2 separate regions of the Mus musculus genome follow, and region 1 is linked to region 2. Evidence: chromatin loops called from intact Hi-C (ENCODE). Cell type or tissue: heart. All regions are shown on one strand. Links, peaks and the distances in the headings refer to the core of each region. The heading gives the core; the rest is flanking DNA.

Region 1 (10,119 bases), core at 3,374-8,373, 59 kb before region 2:
AAGAAAGAAAAGAAAAACCACAAACCATCATGAAGGCCTCTGACAAGCTTTGACTGCTCCTTTAACAAGCCATAGCCTAAGCCTGAGAAGAGGTTCAGGTGTGGTCCAGTAGCAACTAGGAACTTGACAGATGTTCATAACCTCAGCATCCAGATGAGAAACCCTGGGGTACAACTTCCTTTGTGATTTAGAAATAAGACCCTAAGAAACAAGGCACGCCTTGAAGCCCCCCCCTTTTTAAAATTAATTTTATTTTTTACTTATTCACTTCACATCCTACTCACTGCCTCCCCTCCTAGTCACCCCCTCCAACAATCTTCCCCCATCTCCTTCTCCCCTTCTCCTCTGAGTGGGTAACCCTTTTAGGTATCTGCCTCTCCTCTTCCCCATGGGACTTCAAGTCTCTGTGAGGCATTTTCTCTCCTACTGAGGCCACACAAGGCAGCCCAGCTAGAAAAACATATCCTATGTACACACAACAGCTTTTGGGATAGCCCCCATTCCAGTTGACCTACATGAAGACCAAGCTGCACATCTGCTACATATGTGCAGGGAGGCCTAGGTCTAGCCAGTATATGTTCTTTGGTTGGTGGTTCAGACTCTGAGAGCCCCAAGGGTCCAGGTTACCTGACTCTGTGTATCTTCCTGTGGAGTTCCTTTCCCCCTCAGGGCCCCTTAATCCTTCTTCCTATTCTTTCATTAGAGTTCCCAAGCTCCATCCTTGGCTGTGGGTGTATGTATCTGTCTGAGTCAGCTGCTGGGTGGAGCCTCAGAGAAGACAACATCTCCTGTTAGCAACCACGACAGAATATTATTAATAGTGTCAGGGATTGCTGCTTGCCCAAGGAATGGGTCAGGTTGGACTGGTTATTGGTTGGCTATTCAATTAGTCTCTGCTCTATCCCCTCTGCTGTGCCTGCTTTTCTAGTAGACAGCATAAATTTGGGGCTGAAAGTTTTATGGGTGGGTTAGTGTCTCTATCCCTCCACTGGGGTTCCTGCCTGGCTACAGGAGGTTTTCTCTTTAGGTTCCATCTCTCCAATGTAGTGAGTCACAACTAAGGTTGATTCTTGGGTACCTTCCTTGTCCCAGGTCTCTGCCTCATCCTTGAGATGCCCCCAAATCACACTTCTTCGCGCTTGCGCGCGCGCGCGCGCGCACACACACACACACACACACACACACACACACCATCAGTTGCAGATTTCCATTCATTTTCTTGGCCCTCTAGGTGTCTCTTCTGCCCTTCCCTACACCTGATCCTGAAACCCCCATTTCCCTCCCTATCCCTCTCCCAGCTCCCTCTCTCCATCTGCCTCTTATGACTATTTTACTCTCCCTTCTAAATGAGATTCAAGCTTCCCAGATCAGGAAGGTTCTTCTTATATTGAGTTCTGTCTTCGATGCTCAGGGAGCGTGAGGGGCTTTTCTGAGCTATGAGTTCCAGCGAGACAAGGGTATGAAGTCCCCAAGCAGGGAAGGGTTTTCCCCTTAAGAGCCTCCTCCTCCTCCTCCTCCTCCTCCTTCTCCTCCTTCTCTTCCTCTGTTTCACAGTTATCTTTTTCTTTTCTCTTCTAACACCTTTATAAAAGAACACATTATTTTGTGCATACGACCACTCGTGAGCGTAGAGAGTGGGATGGGGCATGTGCACCAAGATGAGTGTGCTGAGCTCAGAGTAACTTTGCAGAGTGGCTTCTCTTTTTCTCCCATGTGGATTCCAGGTCAGTCAGTCAGGCTTGGGTGCACAATTTAACTGCTGCGCTCTCTCCCCGGCCCTGGTTTGGTTTTATGATACAGAGTTTTGTTATTGAAATCAGGCTCACAGTGGGCTTTGCAGCAATCTAGTGCAGCTTCTATTTTCTGAGCAAGACATTACAAGCGTGTTCCACTTACTTGTCTCTCTTACTTGTTTTGAGACAAGATCTCATTATGTCACCTAGGCTGACCTTGAGCTCAATCCTCCTGCCTCAGCTTCTGAGATCTGAAATACAGACATGGAAACCATGTACCTGACTACATTTTATTTTCTTATTTATTTATTTTTAAACATTATCAACTCTTACATTATTTGTGTTTAATTTTATTAGTAGTTTTTATTATTTAATAAATAATTTATTTATTATTTACTTATGTGTGTGTCTATGTGTGCCATGACACATGTAGAGGTCAAAAAATAACTTTCAAGTTGGTGTCCTCCCACCACTTGTGTCCTGGGGATCAAACTCAAAGCTTAGCACCTTTACCCACTAAGTTACATTGCTGGCCCTCTTTTTAAAAATTTTTTGCTTGTTATTACTATGTATGTGTCATGTGTGGAGGTCAGATGACAACTTTTGGGGATTCATGCTCTCCTTCCATCTCGATTATGTGGCGTTCAAACTCAGATTGTCATGCTTGTGGCAAGAACTTTTATCTACTGAGCCACATCACTGGCTGAAGTCTTACAAAACAAGCCTATCCACAGCGACACCAGGAGAGGAAAGGAACAATGCAGAGAAAACCACATAAAATGGCTGGAGTGACACCTGGAGAGGATGGGCACAAGTAAAGGTTAGAGGGATGACTGGGAGGACACAGAGAAACCGAAGTCCTGGCCTCACCACAATCCCATCCCAAGTCCCACTAATAAGGTTTTTTTTTTGTGTGTGTGTTTTTTGTTTGTTTGTTTGTTTGTGTGTTTTTTTCCTATGCTTTTACATTTTTATAGTAGAAATATGGTTTCCACCACATGGCTACGTTCCCAGTCATCAAGCCTTTAGTCTATTCCCACAGGCTGCAGGGTAGTATGCCTTATCTTCAGCTTCCTGCTGAATGGCATACAGATAGAGATTTGGGGATGAGAAATGGACAGGGGTAGGCAGTGTTAGCATTCCTTCTAGGTTCTACCCCACAGTTACCTGGCCAACAGGCAGGTGTGCCTGACTCACTATAAAAGGAGCTACTTGCCCCTCCTCACTCTCTTCTCTTGCTCCTCTTCTCTTGCTCCCTTACCCTCTCCCCCCTCTCCTAGTGCTCACGCTCAGCTTCTACTCCTCTCTCTCTCTCTCTCTCTCTCTCTCTCTCTCTCTCTCTCTGTATGTCTGCCTTTCTCTGTCTCTACTACCCCCTCAATTTCCCTCCCCATGCCTTGAATAAACTCTATTCTATACCATACCTGTGGCTGGTATCTCACGGGGAAGGGATGCCTCAGCATGGGCCTGCAGAGATATCCCCTCCCCCGACACCATACCGCTCCTCCACCAAACATACACCTTCCTCTCTTTCTTTTCTTTTTTTATAAAACACAACAGGCAGGATCTAAAGTGAGGGGCAGAAGCACCTTCTGGTGGGTGACTAGGATCCACACAATCCTCTTCACCAAGGAGGATGGCAGAGAGCAAAAGGGAAGGGGAAATTCCAAGTGAACACCATGATAATGTCTCCTTGTCCGTTCCTGGGACTTGAGGGATTTTGCAAGCTGTGTTTTCTGAATGTCCATCTGTCAATAGACTGTGCACATCTTCCATCAAGGCACCTGAAGCATTAAGTAAGATGAGCCCCTACTTGTTCCCAAGAGTAGAAGTGCCATTACAGTTGAAGAGGAGAATGCAAGAAATATATGTATATGTATGTGTATATATATAGCCAACATATACTATATTGGTATTTAGAATATATAGTACTGATCACTACACTCTTCAGCTATACTTCTCAGTTAGGTGTTTGGCACCAAACTAAAGTAGGAAGAAATCCTCAAAAAGCTCAGATGAAGCTCCTAATAGACTTTAAACAAGATTTAAAGGGACCTTTTAGCTCTGTGTGTGTGTGTGTGTGTGTGTGTGTGTGTGTGTGTGTGTGTGTATGTATGCATGTATGTATATGTATTCATCTCTCTTTACCAGTTGTACTACCTGCTCAGAAACAACAGGCTGAGGTAGGAGGGTTGTGAACTCAAAGCTAGCCCGATCTACATGGCAAAGCTCTTTCTCAGAAAAACAAACAAAATGCCTAGAACAACCACCACCAAACAAACAAGTAAAAAACCTGTTATGTAGAATCTTGTTTCAATGATTATAGCAACAAAAACTAGACTGCATATCATATATCTTCTCAGTCAAGCTTTAATTACAAGAAAAAGGTGTGAGGCTGGAGAGATGGCTTCCAGAGGACCCAAGTTCAGTTCCAGCTCCCATAGCAGGCCTTCAAAACTACCTGTCACTCTATCTCCAGTGGATTTGGTGGCCTCTTCTGACCGCCCCAGGCACTGTACTTATGTGCACATACACACACACCTACACACACACACACCTACACACACACATATGATGTATGTAAACATATATACACATATATAATTATATATAATTTAAAAATAATAATAATTTTAAAAAGAAGTAAAGGTTTTGTTGAAGAAGTAACAGCACTCAGGGCTGGAGAGTGAGATGGCTCAGCTGTTAAGAGCATTTACTGCTCTTTCAGAAGATCTGACATATCTGCCAGCTTATAGCAGTCTGTAACTCCAGCTCTAGAGACTGTAACATCCTTTTCTGGTCTCCACTGGCTTTCACCTACACATGGCAGGCATATAGATGTAACATACATAAAAATAAATCTTAGAAAAAAAAAAAGGCCTGGTGAGATGGCTCAGTGGTTAAAAGCACTGACTGCTTTTCCAGAGGTTCTGAGTTCAATTCCCAGCAACCACATGGTGGCTCACAGCCATCTGTAATGGGATCTGATGCCTTCTTCTGGTGTGTCTAATGACAGCAACAGTGCACTTATTTATAATAATAAATAAATCTTTGGGCCAGATTGAGCAGAGACTGAGCTAGCAGGGCCAACCTGAGCAGCAGAGGTCCTAAATTCAATTCCCAACAACCACATAAAGGCTCACAACCATCTGTACAGCTACAGTGTACTCATATACATAAAATAAATTAATAAATAAATCTTAAAAAAAAAAGAGGGCTGGAGTGATGGCTCAGCAGTTAAGAGCACTGACTACTCTTCCAGAGGTTCTGAGTTCAATTCCTAGAAACCACATGGTGTCTCACAACCATCTGTAATGGGATCTGATGCCCTCTTCTGGTGTGTCTGAAGAGAGCAATGGTGTACTCATTAAAAAAAAAAAAAAAAAAAAAAGAGTAGAACAACACGGCCCCAAAGTGATGTAAGCCAGGCAAAACTGGACAATACTGGTATGTCGCTTTTGTTTGTTTTTTTTTTTGGTGGTGCTAGGGACTGAACCCAGGGCCTCATGAATGTTAGGCTAGCTCTCTGCCACTACACTATTTCTCAGCTAAATTGCTTTTAGTTACTATATTCTGTTTTCTGAGATATAGTCTCATGTACTACAAGTTGGCCTGAATCAGCTAAGGATAACCCTGAACTTCTGATCTTCCTGCCTCTGTCTCGAGGGCTGGGATTACAGGAGACCATACTCATGTAGCTAATCTCAGTTTTGGCAGCCCATGATGGACTTGCCTCCCAGCGGAGCCACCAGGAGCCTTTGACTCAGGTTTCATGCAGCCCAGCTGTCCCAAGAATAGACAGTAAGGACAACTCCATTGCTAGTAGCCTTCCTTGTGGGCCACTGATAGGTCCCAGAGTTGCCAGGACTCCTGAACTTCCGTGTGTCTGGAGGGCTTTTCCTAGCGGTCACCTTGATGGGGCGGCTGAAGATAGCCAATCGTTTAGGAGGGTATTGGTTAACCTCCTCTACCCTGCCTGCATTATTAAATTTCGTGAAGGCCTCACTTAGCAGAGTGGATGTAGGGAGTGATCTAGTTACTTTCCTTAAGGTCTTGAACCAACTGAGTAGTGTAACCTATTGTTACCAGAGCCCATTCCTCTGCTGAGGTAGAGTTTGCTTCGTCTGTTTCCTTTTTTAAAAAGTTATTTTATGATTTGAGTGTTTGACTGCGTGTATGTCGGCTTTTTGAGGATGGACCTGACTTGGGTAATCCCGCAAGCTCAACAACACACCTATTCTCAGTCTAGGATCAGAGGCCGGAGGATTGTGCCTGTTCTACCACACTAATCCATGGGATTTTCAGGCTCACAATCGCCAGGACCGACCCGGGGTGCCAGTCAGTGTGCTGGTTGGAACGGGAGGCGCACTCAGTGTCCAGTAGTCAGGCGGCCCTATGAGGCCACCGCTTGGCCACCTCAGTGTGCTGCAGCAGCATAGACTGAGCAGGCCTCTGTCTCCAGGGAGAAGTCACCTCTCGGGCCCCGCCTCCTTCCACCAGGCTGCGCCTCCGCCCCAATCCGGCCCCCGCCCCCGCCTAGGCCCGCCCCGCCCCCGGCCCCGCCTTTGCCTCCCAGCCCCTGCACCCCTCCCACTGAACTGCGGGACCCAGCGGAGCGGGCCAGGCTAGGCTGGCGACGCTGCCCGCTCCCGGGCTGGCAAGGGCCGCGGGCACCGGGCTCGGGGCTCCAGACGCCGCCGATGGGAAGCAGCACTCGAAAGGGCGAGAGACGACGCCGCGGCCACCCATACCATCGCGGTCACCATGGGGAACAAGCAGACCATCTTCACTGAAGAGCAGCTGGACAACTACCAGGTGAAGCCGGCGCGCCGCGGCCCCTGTAGTCCTCCTTTTTGTCCTTTTCCCAGGCCTCGCAAAAGCGGACTCACAGAGGTTCAAACCCTGCCGCTACCTTCAGCGCGCAGCGTCGCCTTAGGTGGATGACTTCCCCTTGACGAGCCTCAGTTTCCCAGGCCCGGGAATGTTAGAACATTCCAGTTAGAGTATTCTGTCAGATGCGCCTCACCCACCCCGTCTTCTCTTCCTTATTGACCTTCTTTCTGCCCTCCCAAGCTAGACCCCAGTCATTTCTTCCAGCCCACTGGGCATGACCCTCATCCCAGAAAGGGCTTGGTGTAGGGGGAGGACAAGAGGCCCCAAATGCAGGTTACAGGTTGGGGTGTGTTGTTTATATAACTACGTACCCACATCTCTTAACCTATTTTGTGATCCTAGTAGCCCTTTCACCCCGGATTCTTCCAAGTTCAGAGCTAGCTGTCCATATCAATGATCTCACAGCCCCCAGCCATGTGAAAACTTTTCTGTAGGTATGCGAGGGAACCTTATCTCCGGGCTGGCCCAGAGTCTTGCTCAGTTGCTTTAGCTCACCATGTAATGTCTCCGGACTTTCAGGGAACAACAGCTGTGGAGTCTTCTTTTTATCGCCTAATAGGTTAGGAGTGTTATGTCATATGTATTCCTATCTTAGATGTGTGCAACTTTTGTGAATATTCAGTTAGCGTGGAGCGGTTACCTCCAGTGTGACCCAAGTGATAGGATATGTATTGAGAAGAGCTCTAGTGGACAGGGGAGGTCAATAGCTCTTGGTTTGACTAGAAGGTTCAGAAAGAGTGCAGAGCTTGCATGAGGACTTGGGAAGTCAGGATTTTTTTTTCTGCCAGAAAGTTCTGGAAGGAGGCGTTTTAAGTGGAGGTAGATGCAGGCAAAATAGCCCAAACCCAGGAGAGAAGAGTGGTCTGGGGAGAGTGGGGAGCCTGCATCCCCATTAGGACCAGCCCGGCATTGGGTCAGACCCAGTCCAGTGTTGAGTTCTGATCCTTTGCCAGGGCCCAGCTAGACCCTGCCAGGGGAAGGAGAGCCATGAAACACGAGAGCCCCACATCTCCTTTCCTCTGGCTCTCTAGCATGCCCAACCCGGGCCGCATGGGGGCCCCAGGGTTACATTCCCTTTTCCAAGTAACTCTGGGCTTCCTGGAACTTCGCAGTCTGGTGGTCTTCCCTCCCTGAGGCCAGATGCCCGGTTTCCTGCTCGCCAGATGCCCCTGCAAGATGCCCAAAGTTTCGGCTACCGCCCTGGCCACGTATGTGCATGGCACACTCCTCTCTCATCCTCTCACGTGCCTACGCAGGGCTCGCTGCCCCCCCCCCCCCCCGTCCGCCATCCCAATGCTATGCTTCAGCCCATGCCTTCAGTTAAGAACTAGCCCCACATATGACTCAGCCTTCTTTGCATCTCACCTTGAGATCCCCTCATCCATCTCAAGACTGTGACCCTGGCCAGCCCTCCAAAGCCTCCTGGGGACAGAGGTCTAACTGGAGCTTCCTGGTCCTGTGGTCTTCTCTTTTGTCCCTCTTCTCTTCATTCTCTCCTTCCATCCCCCACTTCCTCTTCCCTCCTTCCTTCATCCTTCTATCAAGAGACAGCATATGCCTCACTAGAGTTGGGATGTCTGTGTACTAGCCAGGCCCCTATAGGAAGCCCTAAGAAGCCATCCATCAGGCCTGAACAAGTGAACAGACATAAACACTGTGCCCGCTCTAGCAGGGAGTTTTCTAACACAGGTACAGACGCCTTCTCTCCAGGTCATTCTGGTATCTTGGGAAGCAGAACAGGGCTCATCCTAGCCTGGCCTGGGTTCAGCTGGTCTCCAATTTCCTTCCTTCCTTCCTTCCTTCCTTCCTTCCTTCCTTCCTTCCTTCCTTCCTTCCTTCCTCTCTCTCTCTCTCTCTCTCTCTCTCTCTCTCTGTCTCTCTCTCTCTTTCTTTCAAATTAGATTTATTCATTTTATGCATGAGTATTTTCATGTATGCATGTGACCCTGTGTGTGACTGTTGCCCATGGAGGCCAGAAGAGGGCATTGGGTCCTGGGACTTGAGTTAGATGGTTGTAAACCATTCTGGGTATTAGGAATTGAACCCAGATGTTGTGTTAGGGCAACAACTGCTCTTAACCATTGAGCCATCTCTCCAGCCCCCAGTTTCATTTCTCACTTCAAGCCCCAGGCACCCTGCAGGGCTTCCAGTCAAGCTGGTGCTGTTGTCTCAGCTTCTCCTTGACCTCACCGTGGGAGTACACAGTGGGCCCATGACACCTATCCCTCTCCAGGCTTTCCTCTGGCCACTGAATGGTTCCTACCCGTCAATGCTGCTGTCTGTGCTCCTCTCTTTCTGTGAAGTGTTTTCTAAGCACAGAAGAGGCTTGTGAGGAAAAAGGAAGGAAGGAAGGAAGGAAGGAAGGGAGGGAGGGAGGGAGGGAGGGAGGGAGGGAGGGAGGGAGGGAGGGAGGAAGGAAGGAAGGAAGGAAGGAAGGAAGGAAGGAAGGGAGGGAGGGAGGGAGGGAGGGAGGGAGGAAGACATGTCTATCATACAGTTCAAGGAGGGCAAAGAACTCCATATAGGGATTCTGAAGTCCTGGGTTCAAGTTGTAGTTGGGCAGTTGACACTATGGGAGTTAACAAGTTGAGGCTCTGTTCCGGGCCCAGGTTCCACTTCTGTGGTGGGAATTCTTTCAAATCCAGCTAGGCTTATGTCATAAGGCTGTCATGGGGATCGACTCAGGCCATTCTGGAGCCTGACCTCCAGCCATTCAGTGATTGGTAAGGCCATTCCCAGGCTGGGTTGGCAGAGCCAGAGAGGAGTCCCATCTCCTTTACACAACACAGATAGTTGACCACTGCTATAGGCAGGCCAAGTAGATAAGAAGCAGAGGCCAGACAGAGCTCTTGAGTTGAGATGGGAGGGAAGGGATTGGAAGGGCTGGAGAGGAGGGGGAATTGGTGGCACATACGTTGGAGGCAGAATTAAATTTTGGAAATCACCTCCAGGCTTTTACTAGTAACTAGAAGATCCCAGCCTGGCCTGTTTGGTGCTTCCATAATCCTGACCCCAATTCTTCCAGTCTTGCCCCCCCCAACACAATTATCACTTCTGTAAGACAGGGAAATAACACCAGGGTGGTGCCAAAGATGAAATGAAATTGGCAATTTAGAGTCCCTCGTGCAGGGTGCATAGTAATTGTGTACTGGCTGTGAGGTGGTTCTCAGCCTGGGCTGTGTTTTAGAATCCCTGAGTGATGGGGTGAAGTCGGAACCCTGGGGGATTGAACCTAAAGCTTTCTATATGCTAGGCACTCTATTACCATTGATGCTTATCTCCATGCCTAGTTTTCTGTTCACTCATAACATTTTTAGACAGTATCTCACTCAGTAGTTGAGGCAGGTCTTGAACTTGTGACCCTCCCTCCTTAGATTTCTAAGTAGTTGGGATTACAGGCCTGTTTAGAAGGGTTGAGTGCCTCTAAAGACCACTGATGCCTGGAGGACACAGGGATGTCACATTTCATTGGTCTGAGGGGTGGCAAAGTCCA
Region 2 (10,119 bases), core at 1,892-6,891:
GGATCCCCTGGAATGGGAGTTACAGATGGTTGTTGAGGGGCCCATTCTGGTGCTGGGAATCAAACCCAAGTCATCTGGAAGAGCAGCCGGAGCGCTAAACCACAGAGCCATCTCTTGAGCCAAATGCTCTGTTAATTTAAAGGAGCTTTAATCTCAGCTCAGGTCTATCTGTGTCAGTTTGAGGCCTGCCTAGGCAGCCTCGAAAGTTCCAGGCCAGACAGCCATTTCCAAATCCGAAAGAAGAACCTTCTTTATTTTTAGGTCCATGCAGAAGAGCAGATGGATAAAGAAGAAATGAAATGGCGGACTATCAAAGAAGCTATTAGCTGAGAGTGAGTTTGCAGGCGGCCAGTGTGAGGCTTGGTTATGATCGGGGAGACTTATCTTGCCATCTGCAACCCCGAGACAGTCATTTAAGGACTCCAGAGGAAGGAAGGGGAAGGTGGAAGCCAGCTTTGGATTCCGCTTCAGAGTCCTGTGAATGGATCCGCACATCATGGAGTGCCACCAAGCAAGACCTGCCTGGCTGTGAAATACTTAAGTGATGAGAAATCAGTAGCACTTTAGTCGGTCTTGGGATGATTTGACTGATAGTGGGGTTGTCTCAGTTTCCGAATGCAGTGAAAGTTCATCCAGTATCTAGTATTAACAATGGGTGCTTGTGTCTGTGTCTGCCTGTCTATCCACAAGTCCACCTTGGATGTCTTTCTTTAGGAGCTTGCTATCTTGTGTGTTCTGTTTTTTGTTTTTCCTCACATGCTCTCTCCCTGGCTGGACGGTGAGTTCCAGGGATCTGCCCAGCTCTGAGTCTTCCCCAGTGCTGGGATTACAAGCATGTACCACTACACCTGCTTTTGTCCCCCTTCCTTTTTAAACTGCACTCTAGGGATTGAACTCAAATCCTCCTGCGTTTGAGTCAAGCTCTTTACTGGCTGAGCTAGCCCTGAAGCATGGGTTTCAGGCTTCCAGGCTTTAAAATGCGGTTTCTTTCGGTTGTGAGTGTGGAGGTTGAGGTTGGTCGCTGATTAGATAGAGATAGGATCTCACAAGGTGATCCGTTGGCCCAGCTTCTTGAGTGCTGGATTGCAGGAGTGAGCAGACACACCTAGCTTGAACTCTTTCTGACATTGTTTCCTTCTTGCTAACTGTTTGTTCTCCCTAAAACTAGCTCTGTAACACACTTTCCATTTTTCTTCTGTTATTTGACATTTAACAAAGCATTTGGCTTCTGCTTATGAATATAGTGTTAGAATTGCTTCTAAGTTTTATTCTGCTTTTTTTTTTTTCTAGTTTCTACTGATTTGTTTCTTCCCAAGACAGGGTTCCTCTGTGTAGCCCTGTCTGTCCTGTAACTTGCTCTGTAGACTAGGCTGGCTTCAAAATCACAGAGATCCACCTGCTTTTGTCTCCCAGGTTCTAGTATTAAAGGCATGAATCATCATTGCCTGGCAGGAAATCTTTTTCTACAGGAATTAAACTTTCTTATACAGAAATTTATATTAATTAATTGTATTTGGCCACTTTATACAGTTTTTACAGATATATGCTATGCCTGCGTGTGCAATAGAAGCTAATATGACAAAGGAACATCTCTAGTATTTATTTTCATGTTTATTTATGCACAACATGGAACTTCATTGGTCATGATAACTTTTGTTTTGCTCTCTGTTATATCTTTAATGTGTTTCTTTTTAGTCACATAGCTTTCTATTTTTTATTCATGGCCAGCTGTTTATCACTAAATATACAGAATCAATGATTTCCCAGAATTCAGTAAATTGCATGTAGCGTCAAAAGATAGAAATAAAAAGATAGAAATGGGGCTGGAGAGATGGCTCAGCAGTTAAGAGCACCAACTGCTTTTCCGAAGGTCATGAGCTCAAATCCCAGCAACCACATGGTGGCTTACAACCTTCCATAATGAGATCTGATGCCCTCTTCTGGGGTGTCTGAAGACAGCTACAGTGAGTAAGAGGGGCTGGGCCAGAGCGAGAAGAAAAAATGTCTGAAGAAAACATCTACAGTGTCATTACATATAGTAAATAAATAAATCTTTAAAAAAAATAAAATGAGATTTACAAAAGAGATAGAAATGACAACAAATTTAGTATGAGGATTTGGTTTTTTGAGACAGGATCTGGGTATGTATTCTAGGTTGGCCTTGAATTTAAAGTATTGCTACTGCCTCAGGCTCTGTAATTCTGGGAATTATAGGTATGTGCTACCATGCCTGGCTGGATGCTGTTATTTAGCTTTTACTCTTATATGTCAATAAAGTTCTACAATCCTAGTACTAGGGAAAATTAAATACTGACCTTAACTTGAAATGTCTATGGAATCTAGTAAACAAACACACAGCATAGACAAACATATTATTGGGGGTGGGTTATGAGTGTCACAAAGGAGGAAGCCATAAGGTATTTGGAGATAGTCATGGTGTCTCAGATCAGCAAGGGGAGGAAGGCATTACAGAGAGTACAAAGAACATGAGTCAAGTCAGGGAAGAACAAAAAAAACCCTAGAATGCTCTGAAGAACGGCATTGATTCAGGGGGGCTGGAAACTAGTGGGTAATAGAACAGCCTGAGCTAAAACAGGGAGATTAGGCAAAACTAGATTGAATGGATTGTCAAACAAGTTGAGGAATGTGGACTTTTAACTTCTAGGGAAAGGGAGCAACTACAGATTAAAATGGTTTCTCCGGGGCTGATGGCGTAGCTCAGTGACAGAGGGCTTACCTAGCTGGGGCCAGGTCCTGGCTTCGCTTCCCAGTACGCCCTAAACCAAACAGAGACTGTTTCTCTGGATGGATTGGAGAGAGAATGTACTGAAGACAGCACATGGGCGGCAACTAGGGTAGTTAAGCGAGAAGCCGTGAAGGCGGAGCCACAGGTAGAGGGCTGGGGAGCCGGTGAGGTGCATGGATTGTGAAGAGAAATGGATGGGTGGAGGTGGGGAGTGACTCCCCCCCTCCCCGAGATCTTAGCCTGGGGGTTTATGCCACTATAGATGAAAAGGGATATGCCTTAGGTCGCTGGGAATTAGTTGATTACTGATGCTGCTTTCCCGGAACAGTAAACATGCGGAATCTGCCTCCATTCTCCACCCTCGGCACATTCACCTGATTATACATTTCAGCTGAGAAGTAGCAGATAGCCTTTAGGACAGGCAGAACAAAATCTGGGCTTCTCAGTGGATTCAGTGTCTCGAAAGCCCTGGACATAGAGCCCCCCTGGGTGCGTGTATTTCTTGTTAACTATCATATCTTTCCCCTAACTGATATACCTGCCTCAAGCATTGAACTTAGTGTCTCCCCCGTACATTTTACTTTCTAGCTCTCCTAATTTCTTTATTATAATGCTTTATTCCTAGTTGCTCCTAGCCTGTCAAAATTGAATCCAGGGACTCATTACTCTATGTCCTCAGAGAGATCCTTCCAGCCCCCTAGTTAACATATTGTAACCTCATCGATTTTTGTATCTTTTGTAAGCCTTGTGCGTGTTTGGTCTTAAATTTTCCTCGTTAACCTTTGTTCCGTGCCGCGGTTTCTTTTCTACAACCTGAGCTAAAAATCGCAAAGAATTGACCCGGTGTGTGTGTGTGTGTGTGTGTGTGTGTGTGTGTGTGTGTGTGTAGTGGGGGCAGGGATCTGATTTCAAATTAGCAGACAGCCTGGAAAAGCAGGCGATTCTGCGACTTCATGACATCATACCCTGGGGGAAAAACACTTTTAGATAGAGGGATCACCGGTCTCTAGGGGGACGTGTGAGAAAAAGTGTGAGCACAACAATTTGCTGTCGGGGGAGTTCAGCATCCCTTAAAGGCTGTAAGATGCTGCATACTTTAAAGTAGACAGAAGGACCTTAAGATCATGGGATTGCCCAGTGATGGTAGTGTCCTTCCCCTGAGGTCAGCGGTACTGACCAGCACGCGCTGTCCTCGAGAGACGCTTAAACACTTAGCAAAACAGGCCGGCCCCCTGGCCCCGCCCCTGGAGGTCTGGGCCCCGGGCTCCCAGGGAACTCCCGCAGGTCTGCGCGCGCAACCGGCACAGAGGGTCCGCGCGTCGCGGCGCGCGCAGTTGTCCTGGAGACGGTGGCGCGCGCACGCGCACGCGCGGCGCCGAGAGCGTGGCTTCCCGTGTGAGCGCGTTCTTTTGCCTGCGCGCCGCGTCCCCGCGCCGGGCGCGCGCCGGCCTCTCCCTGGCGCGCGGCGTGACGGCCTCGCACGCGCCCCGCTTGCGCGCTCTCCGGCGCCGCCCCCGCCTCGCACGCGCCGCGGCCCTGCGCCCGCACTGTGCGCCGGTGCGGCAGGCCGTGGGAGCATCCGGGCATTTCCGCAGCCGAGCGGCGGTCGGGCTGCGGCGGCCGGAGCCTCTCATGGCCGGGCGGCGGCCGGCAGACGACAGGCGAGCGGGGCGCTGAGTCCCGAGGACGCACAGGAAGAGCGGCTGCGGCCGGGCGCGGGACTCGTCCTCCTCTGGCGCAGAGCTCATTCCAGCCGGAATCCCGAGATGCATCTGCATCAGGTCCTCACCGGGGCTGTCAACCCTGGGGACAACTGCTATTCGGTGGGCAGCGTCGGGGACGTCCCCTTCACGGTGAGCAGAGCTGGGGCCTCCCGTAGGGCCGTGAGCGACGAGCCCACCCACGCCCCCTGGGCTCTGGGCTTGGGCGGGGGTAGGGGAAGGATGAGGAATCACCGCCCTCGTCCGCCCGCCCGCCCGCCCGGTGAGTGCGCGGGTGGCGGGGATGGAAGGTTCGGGGCAGCCCCGGGGTCTGCGGTGCCGGGAGGGAGGTGTTGGCAGCGGCCGAAGCCCGGGGCGGCTTCCACCTGCTCCTGGCTGGCAGCGAACGGTCTTGGTCTCAGGGTATGGAGGCGGTGCTGCTCCCTGGCCTCCCGAGCTGCCTGCGGCTTTAAACGCGCCCTCTGTATCTCCCTAGGTAGAATTTTAGCATACGGGAATAGAAAAATCCGCTCTCTCCCTGAAAGAGTTAGAATGGAAGTCACCTTTTCATGAGTGGCCTGTCTTATCTAGCTCAGGGTTCCGTTTCGGTAATCCTTTCAGGTATTAACTTAATCTTTGCAAGCTAGTTTTTTTTTTTTTAATTTTTTTAAAGCCTGAAGCAGTGTTACATTTTAAGACTTTCCTTGGGCGTGTGATAAAAATGTATGTAAACATAGCGTTTTGGAAACCAGCACCTCCCTACACGACATAGTCAGTTTCTCAGCCAGATGGGTGGGATTCATCAATCCTTTTTTGAGAAAAGGCTGATAAAATCAAGCTCTCCCAGAGATTATTTTGTAAGATTCACACGGATTAATAATGTTTTTTATATTAAGTATATACATGGTCCTTCTTAGAAGGAATTGTATTAGTGAGACCTCTATTAAGTACATATTGATAATCATTATGCTTAATTAAATTGGATATTGCTTAGTAATATGCTTTTTAGACAACGGGAACCATTTGATTTGATGTCTACAGCAGCATGTTTGTAAAACTGCAGGAAAAATTACAGCAAAACTGCAGAATCATTATGTAGCACTGCATTCTGGAACACTTTATCTGTTTTTAATGTTTTGTGATTCATTTAAAAAAAAAAACCTCAACAAGGTTGCTTCTTGGCCTTAATAATTTTAAGATGTAGTCAGCTCAGGTTTGTTCTAGTTTTGAAAGAATACTTTTAAAAATAGGGTTGTTTGACATATTATTCTTTCACTAATCAGTGGTGCTGAGTTTGCTACACATGTGACTTAAAACATCAGTCTAGGGCCCTGTGACATGGCTTGCTGGATAAAGGTGCTTACTACCAAACCTAGAGACTTGAATTCAACCCCCTCATGACTCACATGGTGGAAGGAGAGGACAAACTCATGCCAGGTTGCCCTCTGACCTCCATATGCTTACTGTGTATTCAGGGTTGCCCCTCCCCCACAATGAAAATCGTTAAAAAAAAATACCAGCCCAATAATATTAACATAGGCTGGAGCTTGGTCTTTAAGTGTGTGGAGGCTGTTTGGAGAATAGAGAGAGAAAACACACACACACACACACACACACACACACACACATAACCTTTGTGTCTTTCAGGAAAGGAGGAGGACCTACCGTAGGATCATAAGAGAGTTTCCTTCAAGAAATAAATCTGGATTTTCGATTATGGAGATTTCCCCTTGTGGGGTGCTGGTAGTTTACCGGGTTCATCTAAAAGTGAGGCACTAGCTGGGTGTGGTGGCACACACACCTGTAGTACTTAGGTGGTAGAGGTATGAATCTATGCTTAAGATAAACGAAACAACACCAAAAAATAGTGTTTCTCTTAGCTCCCGGCAGAGCTGGTTTACAGAGTTAAACTAGATTCTGCCTGGAAAGGCCAGTCAGTGTAAGAACCATCAGTGCTTTGCAGGTGCGGGCAGGCCACAGGCCATCTGTGGCCATAGTTCCCATTTGAATTTATTCTGTCACCGAGTCTGATTGTGTAATGCCTACCAGATTCACCCCTTTCAGTGTCTGTACTCGCCACCTTGTGTTAGTGTGGAAGCTTCCAAATGGGATGGATGCCTTCCACTCATCCCAGCCATTCATTGCTTCTCATAGCTGCTAGGGGGGTGGGTTTGTTTGTTTGTTTTTTTGTTTTTGCACTATTCCATCACGCCCCTTCCCCAGGAATATATAGTCTCTCCTGGGAGCCACATAAAGAATCATTGTCAGATATCCTACTACTTACTGTCTTTCATTTTGACTCTTTTCCTCACATTGATCCCTCTGTGTCATAGTGATCTAACCAAAGCCCATATCTTAAAATATTTATTTTGTTTTAAATTATGTGTATGTGTGTATGCTAGTGTGTGGGTCCTTGCAGGTGAGTACAGGTGCCCTTAGAGGCTGGAGGGGTCAGATCCGCTGGAGTGAAGTTATAAGGGGTTGTGAGCCACCTGGCATGGATGCTGGTCACAGGCTTCAAGTCCTTTGCCCTTTATCCCTGAACTGTCTCACGAATCCTGTGGACTACATATTCATGTCCATTGGGACAGCCTTGCTTATTATTTTCTCAGCTATATCTTGAAAATTTTATTTGGTTTAGAATGCTGACTGTGACAATCTTTTTTTTTTTTTTTTTGGTTTTTCGAGACAGGGTTTCTCTGTGTAGCCCTGGCTGTCCTGGAACTCACTCTGTAGACCAGGCTGGCCTCGAACTCATAAATTCGCCTGCCTCTGCCTCCAAAGTGTTGGGATTAAAGGCGTGCGCCACCACGCCCGGCTTTGGCTGTGACAATCTTATTTTGACCCCTTGGCAAGCTCAAATAACAAATCTATTTGCACATGTTTCATTTTAGTATCTTAATTATGAAAGCCATGTTCCAGTTACCTTGCTGTGAACTAGAAATGATCTTCCGGGCACTATGAAACCATATTTGCTTAAAGATAAAATTGTTTCCAAGCATTCCAGAATCAACTAAGAAATGCCTCAAAAACTATATATAGTAAAGGCAAAATTGCCGAAAATAAAGTCTCTTTACATAGAGCATGTCAGTTGACTTTATAGTTTATGTTTGATAAAGCAGCCTTCAGTTCTGGATCAGGTGACTGAAGGACTGCCAGGCATGGCTGGAATGAGTCTTGTGACAATTCATGTGGTGGTTTTTGTTGGAAGTTTTCTTCTTAACAGCCTTTCTGTACTGTTTGTGTGTGCTTGTACATGTGTGTTTGTGTTTGTATGTGTTTTCCTCTAGGTGCAGGAGGTATAGAAGGAAAGTCTGCTTTGTAGCTAGCTAGTGGTTCTTAGTTAATGTGTTGCCTGATGTATTTGGGATCTTTTCAAAATAGAATAGATAATTTACTTGGAATCTATAAACTGAAAAAATTGAAGATGAAATTGTAAGTTTTTCAATGTTTGTGACATTGTAATAATGGAAAAAGAGTGCACTGTGTATTTCACTGCATGCCTTGAGCTTGGTGGGCCGGCTGTGAGTGGCTGCTTGGCGATGTCATGATGGTCCGGCATATGCTGTGTGGACATGGTGAAGCTTGTGGTGTGTGTGTCCAGTGATGTGTCACTTCATAGGTGATGTGTTAACTGGGATGGTTTCCATTTTCGTCCTGCCTGTCAGGTGACAGCAGCTTTTATTCTCTCATCATCCAACTGTGACTATTTTAAAATGACATTTTTGTATATCATTCTTTAAAGCATCACCTTTTTTATTTTTTATTTTTTGGTTTTTTGAGACAGGGTTTCTCTGTGTAGCTCTGGCTGACCTGGAACTCACTCTGTAGACCAGGCTGGCCTTGAACTCATAAATTCGCCTGCCTCTGCCTCCCAAGTGCTGGGATTAAAGGCGTGCGCCACCAGTGTCCAGCTTAAGCATTACCTTTTTAAAATCAGTCTGCTTGTGTGTGTGTATGAGAGAGAGAGAGGGAGGGAGGGAGAGAGAGAGAGAGAGAGAGAGAGAGGGAGGGAGGGAGAGAGAGAGAGAGAGAGAGAGAGAGAGAGAGTGTGTGTGTGTGTGTGTGTGTGTGTGTATGTGTATGCGTGTAAAACATCTAAGTTTTAGACATAGTTATTCTGAAGAAAGTTAGATCCTGGGTAGTCCAAAGGTGCTGTACCGTGTCTGAGCCTTATTGTTCCTTTAAATACTCTTCAGATGAGTGGATGATCTGAGGCTTCTAAAATTAGGCATAGGTTTCTCATTGTTTATTTTGCTTTTGAAAACATAGTCTTTCTATTAAAATAATGGTAATACATGATTATTAATATAGCTTTCAAATTCACCATCTGTCCCTCGAGAGAGTCCTATGTATATTTTTAAATATATGAGGGCAGTTGATGTTATTTCAGCTTCACATGAGTTTAACACTTTGATCCAAGTTTACAAAATTAGTCATTTCCTTTCTTAGGGTATTTAAAATATATTGGTAGATTAAACACGACGAACACGAGTACAAATAGGCAGATAGACGAGACTCTGTATGGTTTGGGGAGGTCGGTATTAAAGCTTTCCAAAAGCAGGAGCAGCAAAAGCCAAGGATGGAGTAATACAAAAGCTGATTAGTGAGTGGGTTCTCCTCATGCAGGAATTATTTTTCCTGTCAGCCACAGGGCTTCATTAAGTAGCAGGTACTCTCTGAATGTTGAAAAACACGGTTTACAATGTTATTCATAGCCTTTTGTTGTTGTTTTTTTTTTTTTTTTTTTTTGAGATAAGGTCTTGCTGTCTAGCTTAGACCAAATCTGAATTTGATTCTCTTACCTCTGCCTTTGGAGTACTGTGATTACGGACATGTGCCACCATGTTTGGTCTGCAATTAAAAAATAATTTTAATTAATATACCACTAAAAGGTTGGCCTGAATAAAAACCAGTTCCTTTAAAAATTAGAAGGTAGGGGCTGGAGGGATTGCTTACCAGTTAAGAGCAGACTGTTCCTTTAGAAGACCCGGGTTCAATTCTAGCCCTTACATGGCAGTGCTCTCTCCCTCCCCCACCTCTGTGTGTGTATATACATATATATACACAACTGTCTATAACTATAGGCCCACAGGGCCTGATGTCTTCTATCCTCTGCCAGCACCAGGCATGCATATGGTTCACAGACATGTGCATGCTCAGTCAAAACACCAATACATATAAAAATAAATTAAAATACAAAAAGTTAGAAGTTAATGTTATACTGTAGAGTAACATTTTAGTATTAGAATTATGACAATTTAATAGTTTAATATTTAGAGAAGTAAGAGCTTTATTCAAGAAATAATAATCAACAATAACAGAATAATAGTCAACCTGTTTATACATTTAGCACATGTTTGTTGAATATGTAGGTGGCTAGACTCTGTGGAGATTAAAAACCCCAAAGGACATAGCCCTGACTCAAGGGAGACAAGCAGAGAAGTGTAGAACTTAGACATCTAGAAGCGTTAAATATGTTATCCACAGCTGACCAGGCACTTCTTGTGAGGACTCAGGAGAAATGAGAGGTTAATCAGAGGGTATCAGAGAGATGGATAGAAAAATGATGCTGACAAGCTGGTTATTAATAGGTATGGCACCTCATGTATCTGTTGACTACCTATGCTTAGAGTGAGCGGGAAGACAAGTCAAAGATTTAGAAGGGATTTC

What was found. A loop is a pair of places that touch in the nucleus more often than their neighbours do. Peaks named below come from ENCODE experiments on the same cell type or tissue, not always from the same donor. Only the 100,000 strongest peaks of a DNase experiment are listed, where the experiment ranks them.
Region 1: it touches region 2 in a loop (4-fold over the local background); 2 of 42 quality-filtered maps call a loop at or near these places.

Annotation. Positions count from the first base shown.
Region 1 is chr9:54,556,397-54,566,515 of GRCm38, reverse strand. Cib2 (calcium and integrin binding family member 2) reads left to right here and starts at 6,326. Exons shown (of 6, transcript NM_019686.6): 1 at 6,326-6,548. The coding sequence starts at 6,498. In heart, for the core only: a CTCF peak has its summit at 6,135; a DNase peak (open chromatin) is centred at 6,195; H3K4me3 peaks cover 1,079 bases; H3K27ac peaks cover 847 bases; H3K27me3 peaks cover 1,651 bases.
Region 2 is chr9:54,495,831-54,505,949 of GRCm38, reverse strand. It overlaps Dmxl2 (Dmx-like 2), which reads left to right and starts at 4,324. Exons shown (of 44, transcript NM_172771.2): 1 at 4,324-4,599. The coding sequence starts at 4,513. In heart, for the core only: no CTCF peak of the experiment used is centred there; a DNase peak (open chromatin) is centred at 4,049; H3K4me3 peaks cover 2,907 bases; H3K27ac peaks cover 1,469 bases; H3K27me3 peaks cover 964 bases.